Linked DNA regions of Homo sapiens: region 1 is linked to region 2. A link is an interaction called in ENCODE POLR2A ChIA-PET data of the cell type or tissue named here. Cell type or tissue: A673. All regions are shown on one strand. Each heading gives the region's core, and the rest is flanking DNA. Links, peaks and the distances in the headings are about the cores only. Region 1 overlaps SEZ6 (seizure related 6 homolog). Region 2 overlaps MYO18A (myosin XVIIIA).

What was found. Peaks named below come from ENCODE experiments on the same cell type or tissue, not always from the same donor. Only the 100,000 strongest peaks of a DNase experiment are listed, where the experiment ranks them.
Region 1: POLR2A ChIA-PET joins it to region 2 with 17 read pairs; 3 of 35 experiments call an interaction of 5 or more read pairs at or near these places.

Annotation. Positions count from the first base shown.
Region 1 is chr17:28,980,969-28,983,873 of GRCh38, forward strand. SEZ6 (seizure related 6 homolog) reads right to left here. Exons shown (of 17, transcript NM_178860.5): 2 at 403-1,071. The region is part of intron 1 of LOC105371716 (a long non-coding RNA gene); the gene reads left to right. Among named protein-coding and RNA genes, the nearest start is that of SEZ6, 24 kb to the right of the region's middle. RefSeq lists an enhancer at 1,859-1,908. In A673, for the core only: no CTCF peak of the experiment used is centred there; DNase peaks (open chromatin) are centred at 1,553, 2,063 and 2,523; H3K27ac peaks cover 2,500 bases.
Region 2 is chr17:29,129,772-29,132,676 of GRCh38, forward strand. The region is part of intron 2 of MYO18A (myosin XVIIIA); the gene reads right to left. Among named protein-coding and RNA genes, the nearest start is that of MYO18A, 49 kb to the right of the region's middle. In A673, for the core only: no CTCF peak of the experiment used is centred there; no DNase peak of the experiment used is centred there.

The DNA of each region.
Region 1 (2,905 bases), core at 194-2,693, 150 kb before region 2:
CACTGCAACCTCTGCCTCCCAGGTTTGAGTGATTCTCCTGCCTCAGCCTCCCGAGTAGCTGGGATTACAGGTGCCCACCACCATGCCCGGCTCATTTTTGTATTTTTAGTAGAGATGGTGTTTCGCCATGTTGGCCAGGAGGGTCTTGAACTCCTGACCTCAGATGATCCACTGGCCTCTGCCTCCCAAAGTGCTGGGATTACAGGCATGAGCCACTGTACTTGGCTGAAGAATCAGGATTTGAGCTCAGGTCTATCTGGGTCCAATCTACATGCCTCCTGCAGGCTGGCCCTTGGTGCCAAAGGGCAGGGCAGGCTGGCACAGTGTCAGAGACAGGCTTTTAGGGGCCCCGCAGCCTCCCCCATCCCCATTTCCACATCTGCAAGCCAGCAGGTAGCTGACCTGGTGTCTGGACTGTGGTGATGGTGGTGGTGATGATGGTGGTGGTAGTGGTGGTCTCCTCATCATCTCCTGAAGCTGTGGAGGAGGTGATGGTCCCCTGGATCCCGATCCCTGCGCCCTGGGACACAACCTCTGCAACCCACGGCCTTCCCATGTCTCCAGGACCCTCTTGGGTTGGTGTCCAGGCTCTGCTGGGGGGTGTAGTGCTGGCTATCTCCCCTGGGCCTAGGGTGGGCACTGCCATGCTGGGCCCTGGAGGTAGGGGAGCTGTGATTCGAAGCATAGGGGACTCTGACTCCGGACTCCAGGGTCCCTCCTTGGACTGGGGCTGAGTGGGTACCGCAGCCATGGCTGGAGTGGGGCTGGTAAAGACAGGGCGGCTGTCCTGGTTGGCCAGGCGGGGAAGGGGACTTGGGGTGAAGGGTGCAGGTGGGTCAGGCTGGAAGGGCAGTGCTGGCCTCAGCTCCTCATCTCCCTTTTCCAGCCCCTCTTGTAGGAATTCCTCAAGCAGCGGGTGGTGGTTGAGCAGCTTCAAGGTGGGGGCTGTTGTGACAAAGTGGACGCCTCGTTCTGGCTGCTCAGGTGTGGGGGCTGCTGTCAGCTCGCCATCTGTCTCCTCGATGCCTGGGGCTTGTCCTTTCCCCACGGTTGGGGCCTCTAAAGAGAGTCCTGAAATAATAAGGGATGGTCAGAGGTTCTCCCCCTGCTCCAGAGAGCAGCATCACGCCCAACTCGAGTAGTGGGGGGGCCCGCTCTCTTTTGACAGACAGCCCTGAGGAGCGTGCTCACTGCTGAGAATCACGGAACTACAGAATTTGTGAACTGGAAGTGAGGTGCTATTACATACTTCAAGGGTGGCACATGAGATACTCTTTCTCCTCCAGCACCAGAGGCAGGCATTTCTAGCCCATCCGTGCACTATTTCCTACTGTTCTCAGGTTCAGCCTCAGAATCCTCCTCAACACAGCACTCCACGAGGTCACACCTGACACCTCAGACTGACATGACAAATATTTGCCATCCCTAATGAAGAGCAGAGGCCTTATTTTACTAGTGAGGAAATAGGCCAGAGAAAGGAAGTGACTTGCTCAAAGTCACGCGACCAGTTGAATTGAGATGAAAACCGTAAGTGTGTCTCCCACCACAGTGTCTTTCCTGTCTGAGATGATAGGGCATTCAAGTTCATTTCCTGTTCTCAGTGAACCTGCTGGTCATTAGCCTCAGGAAATGCGTCACATATTTGGGATTTTATTTTAGATTTCCTCATGGTTGCATGACTTCTTTTTTTGTTTGTTGGTTTTGAGACAGTGTCTCGCTGTGTGGCCCGGGCTGCAATGCAGTGGTGTGATCATGGCTCCACTGCAGCCTCAACCTCCCAGGTTCAAGCGATCCTCCCACCTCAGCCACAGTCCCCACACCCCCACTTCTAGTAGCTGGGACTACAGGTGCATGCCACCATGCCTGGCTAATTTTTAGAATTTTTGTAGAGATGGAGATCTCACTATGTTGTCTGGGCTGGTCTCAAACTCCTGGGCTCAAGCAATCCTCTCACCTCAGCCTCCTAGGGATTACAGCATGAGCCACCGCACCCGACCATGGGTGCATGACTTCTTTGTTAGGGGCCCAGTAGTTTCTCTCCGTTCTCAGGAAATCATTTCTTTTGTACTCATTTCTGTTTTTATGGTCCTTCTAGAGCAGTAATATGAGTAGAGTGGGAAGAGCCAAGTTCTGGAGCTAGGCAGACATAACTTCAAATCCCAGATCCACTACTCTAGGGCTGTGTGCCCTCAGGCAAATAACCCAAACTCTCTGAAGCTCAGTTTTCTCATCTGTAAAATTGGGTTTCCTTTTTAGGATTGACTGAGATAATATTACATCCCGTCTCTATTTGATATGTCCCCCTGAGTTCCCTTAATCTTTCTGGTGACACTAATCAGGTTCCATCTAGGGCAGGGTGAAAAACAGGTGTAGAATGGAAATCTAGCATGCTACCCACCCACTCCCTAATCCATGGCAGGCATTGCTAATCAATTTTGGTTATTTCTTGCTAAGGCCACCTGGTCCTTAGCAACTTCCCTCTCACAATGTTATTCAGGCAGCCACTACCAATCAATGAGATTGGCTCTGGGGGATGAAACTGATTTGCTATCTCTGGTCTGAGGTACAGATTGCTCTGCTATTGATTGTGTTGACTTATTCAACCACATAGCTGGAGAGATGATGCATATTCTGCTTGTGGCCCATTCGGCTCCCCAGATCCTTAACTGCCAAGAAAAGGTCAATGAATGCTGGCTCCAGATTCAGCTCATACAGAATTTTGCCAGCTCTGAGAAGCCTGGGAGGATATTTCTGATCCTTACAGCTCTCAAAATGGCTGCATGAGGACTTGAAGGGAAACACAGCCGGGGTGAGATCACAGAGTTTGCAAGGAGAAGGTCGCTTCCTCCGCACGTCTGGTGGTGGGGCTGTCATTCCAGAGGCTCACACCCACTCCATAGATTGG
Region 2 (2,905 bases), core at 241-2,740:
TTGAGCAGAGCTGAGCCAAGGGCCTTAATCTAGGCCCTGGTTACAGGTTGGCTCCGCTGAAGGGATAGAGAGAGTAAGGGCTTGAAGGTGCCTCTTCCTCAACCTCTTAGGCCAAGAGTGCTCAATGGCATGCCAGGGCACTGCAGAGTTGGCCAGTGGCCCTAGCCACTGGATCCTACACTCCTCCCCTCCCTCTTCTGGCTTTCCTCCCATCCCCCTTCCATCATTAAGATGATGACGATGGGCCAGGTGTGGTGGCTCACGCCTGTAATCCTAGCACTTTGCGAGGCCAAGGCAGGGAGACTGCTTGAACTCAGGAGTTCAACACCAGCCTGGGCAACATGGTGAAACTGTTTCTACAAAAAATACAAAAAGTAGCCAGGCTTGATGGTGTGTGCCTATAGTCCCAGCTACGCTACTCAGGAGGCTGAGGTGGGAGGATGGCTTGAGCCTGGGAGGCAGAGGTTGCAATGAGCTGAGATGGCACCACTGCATTCCAGCCTGGGTGACAGAGTAAAACCCTGTCTCAAAAAAAAAAAAAAAAAAAAAAAAGAAAAGAAAATGATGACAATGATGATGATAGTAATTGGTAAGACTTACACAGTACTCACTATGGGCCATGGCACTCTTCCAAGCACTTTACATGTAGTTTTTGCAAAAAAAATAAAATAAAATAAATTCTGGGCAACTCTGAGGCCTCTCCCACACACACACACACACACACACACACACACACACACACACACACACACACACAACCCTTTCAAATCACAGGCTGGCTTTCCAGGATTGTTTGCAGATCAGGTGGAAGCCACAGTGCCTGGCTAATCAAACTGACCAAGGAAGTGCAGGGAGCCAGGACAGGCACCATCTGGGGTAATGAAGTAAGAATATGTGTTGTGATCCAGCTCTGCCCCAGAGCCCTGGGCACTCCTGCCCCCTGTGCTACCAGCTGCCCTCTCCTAACTACACATCTTTGGACTTGGCTATTCAGAAACCTAAGGCTATTCTTGCCTTAGGAGAGTCCAGGTTTATTCAGGGTCTCTATCCCAATGCGCTGGGGCTGGAGGCAGTGAGTAGCTGGAGCCTGCCTCCAGGTCACCTGCACCAAGCAGCTGACAGGGTCTTGGAAGAGACAGCAGCGACTACAGTGAAGTCCCTCCATGCCTTTGCCTTGTGCCACCCAGAGCAGGCTGAAGAATCCCAACAGCTGAGCTCTCATTCGACGCTCCCTGACCTAAGAGTTTGCCCACCCAAGCCTCTCCAGGCCCAAAGGGTTCAGGAAACCAGAACCAAAGGGAGGCAACTTAAGGGGATTGGGGAGGAGGTTAGGGGAGGTCCCCAAAGCACCTTGGCCATCTCCTTCACACACCTGAAGCTGGCATCACATACACCGTACTTTCTTCCCCTTTACTAGAATTCTCTTCAGCTGAGCCACACAGGAAGGGGCCCCCTGCAATCCCCACCTACTCCATGGAGCTGTCTCACAGGCTAGTCCAGGGCTAGTGGGTGCAGGGGCAAACACACACACGCACACACACATGCACGCATGCACACACACATGCCCGCACACACACACGCATGCCTCGGAGAACTCAAGGATGCACTTACAGCCCCTTCCTCCTTGCCAGGAGAGCCAGGCTTTGGCAGAGTTTTGTCCTCCTCTTTAACCTGAGGGAGCAGATGAAGAAGTCACTGGCAGGTCAAGGCTGGGAGACCCAGCACTAAAAGCACAGGGAGAGAACATTCAAGGGGCCTCCCTCACCCTGAGGTGGAGCTCCTGAGTCTTTAGGAATACCGGGGCTAGGGGACCTGGGCAAGAGCTATCCTATCCTAGAATCAGAACTGTTCAGTGATGACTTCAAGAATGAAGAGTCTGTGGGGGAAAAAGCCAAGTACCCTTGCCCTCAGCAACCAGCCACTTTGCCCACTTTGGGGGCTGTCTAAAGAGGTCCACCCACAGTGCCATCGTGGCTTTGGTTACGTGGCAGATGGGAAGATCCAGCTAATTTAACTCATCCAAACTACAAGAGTCATCCCTAGCTCAGGCAAGAAGTGGTTTGAACAAAAAGCCCCAGATCTAGTGACTGAGGAGGTAAAAGTAACCCAGTGTGGGTACCTGTGGGCCAGCAGCTTTTAGAGTAGAGTGAAGGTTGGCCCCTACTGGGCTGGCTCTGGCTTACTTCTTGATCCTGCACAACTCCCCCAGCTCAGCTGAGATCTTGCTGGAGGCAGGGAGTGGGGCAGAGGCGGAGATTCAGGAGGCCAGATATTTTCTCAACCTCAGACCCACAAAACTGCCAACCACGCAGCCGAGGGAGGGAACCCTGAAGTTAGGGGCGGGGTATGGAGGAAGGAAAGATGCCTAAGCTCTGGACACTGGGGCCAGGGGTTTGTGCTGGAGCCCAGGAGCTGGCTGGCCTGAGTCAGAGGGGAGGAGTGGAGTCGTGGAAACAGCAGATACCATCACACATCTGGAAAAAGGGCAGATGATGTGGAAGCTCTGAAGGTTCTTTCAGTTCAGAAACTGGCTCACAACAGATTCAGAGAGGCCAGGCCTCAAGTTTTAAAAAGTCTTCTCCTTTCCCCTCACCAGTATCTCTCCCTCCAAAAGCTCAGGCAGTCCTATGGATTTAATTTCTCCTCTTTCCCGCGTCACCTAGGACTACAGGAAAAAGACAGCCCTGTTACCAACCCTACCTCCTCCTCAGCGTGCCTCTCCTTCCCAGCACAATGTGGGTAGGAGCATGGCAAGAAGTCCTTGATTCCTAAGGGAAAAAATCTTTAGAAACATCCAGAATCATTTACATGATCCACTTGGGGGGACTCTCCAATTTTAACCAGGGTCTGTGGCTAATTTTGAGCTCAAATTAGCAGTGCCAGGGGCACTGGCTGGCGTGATGGC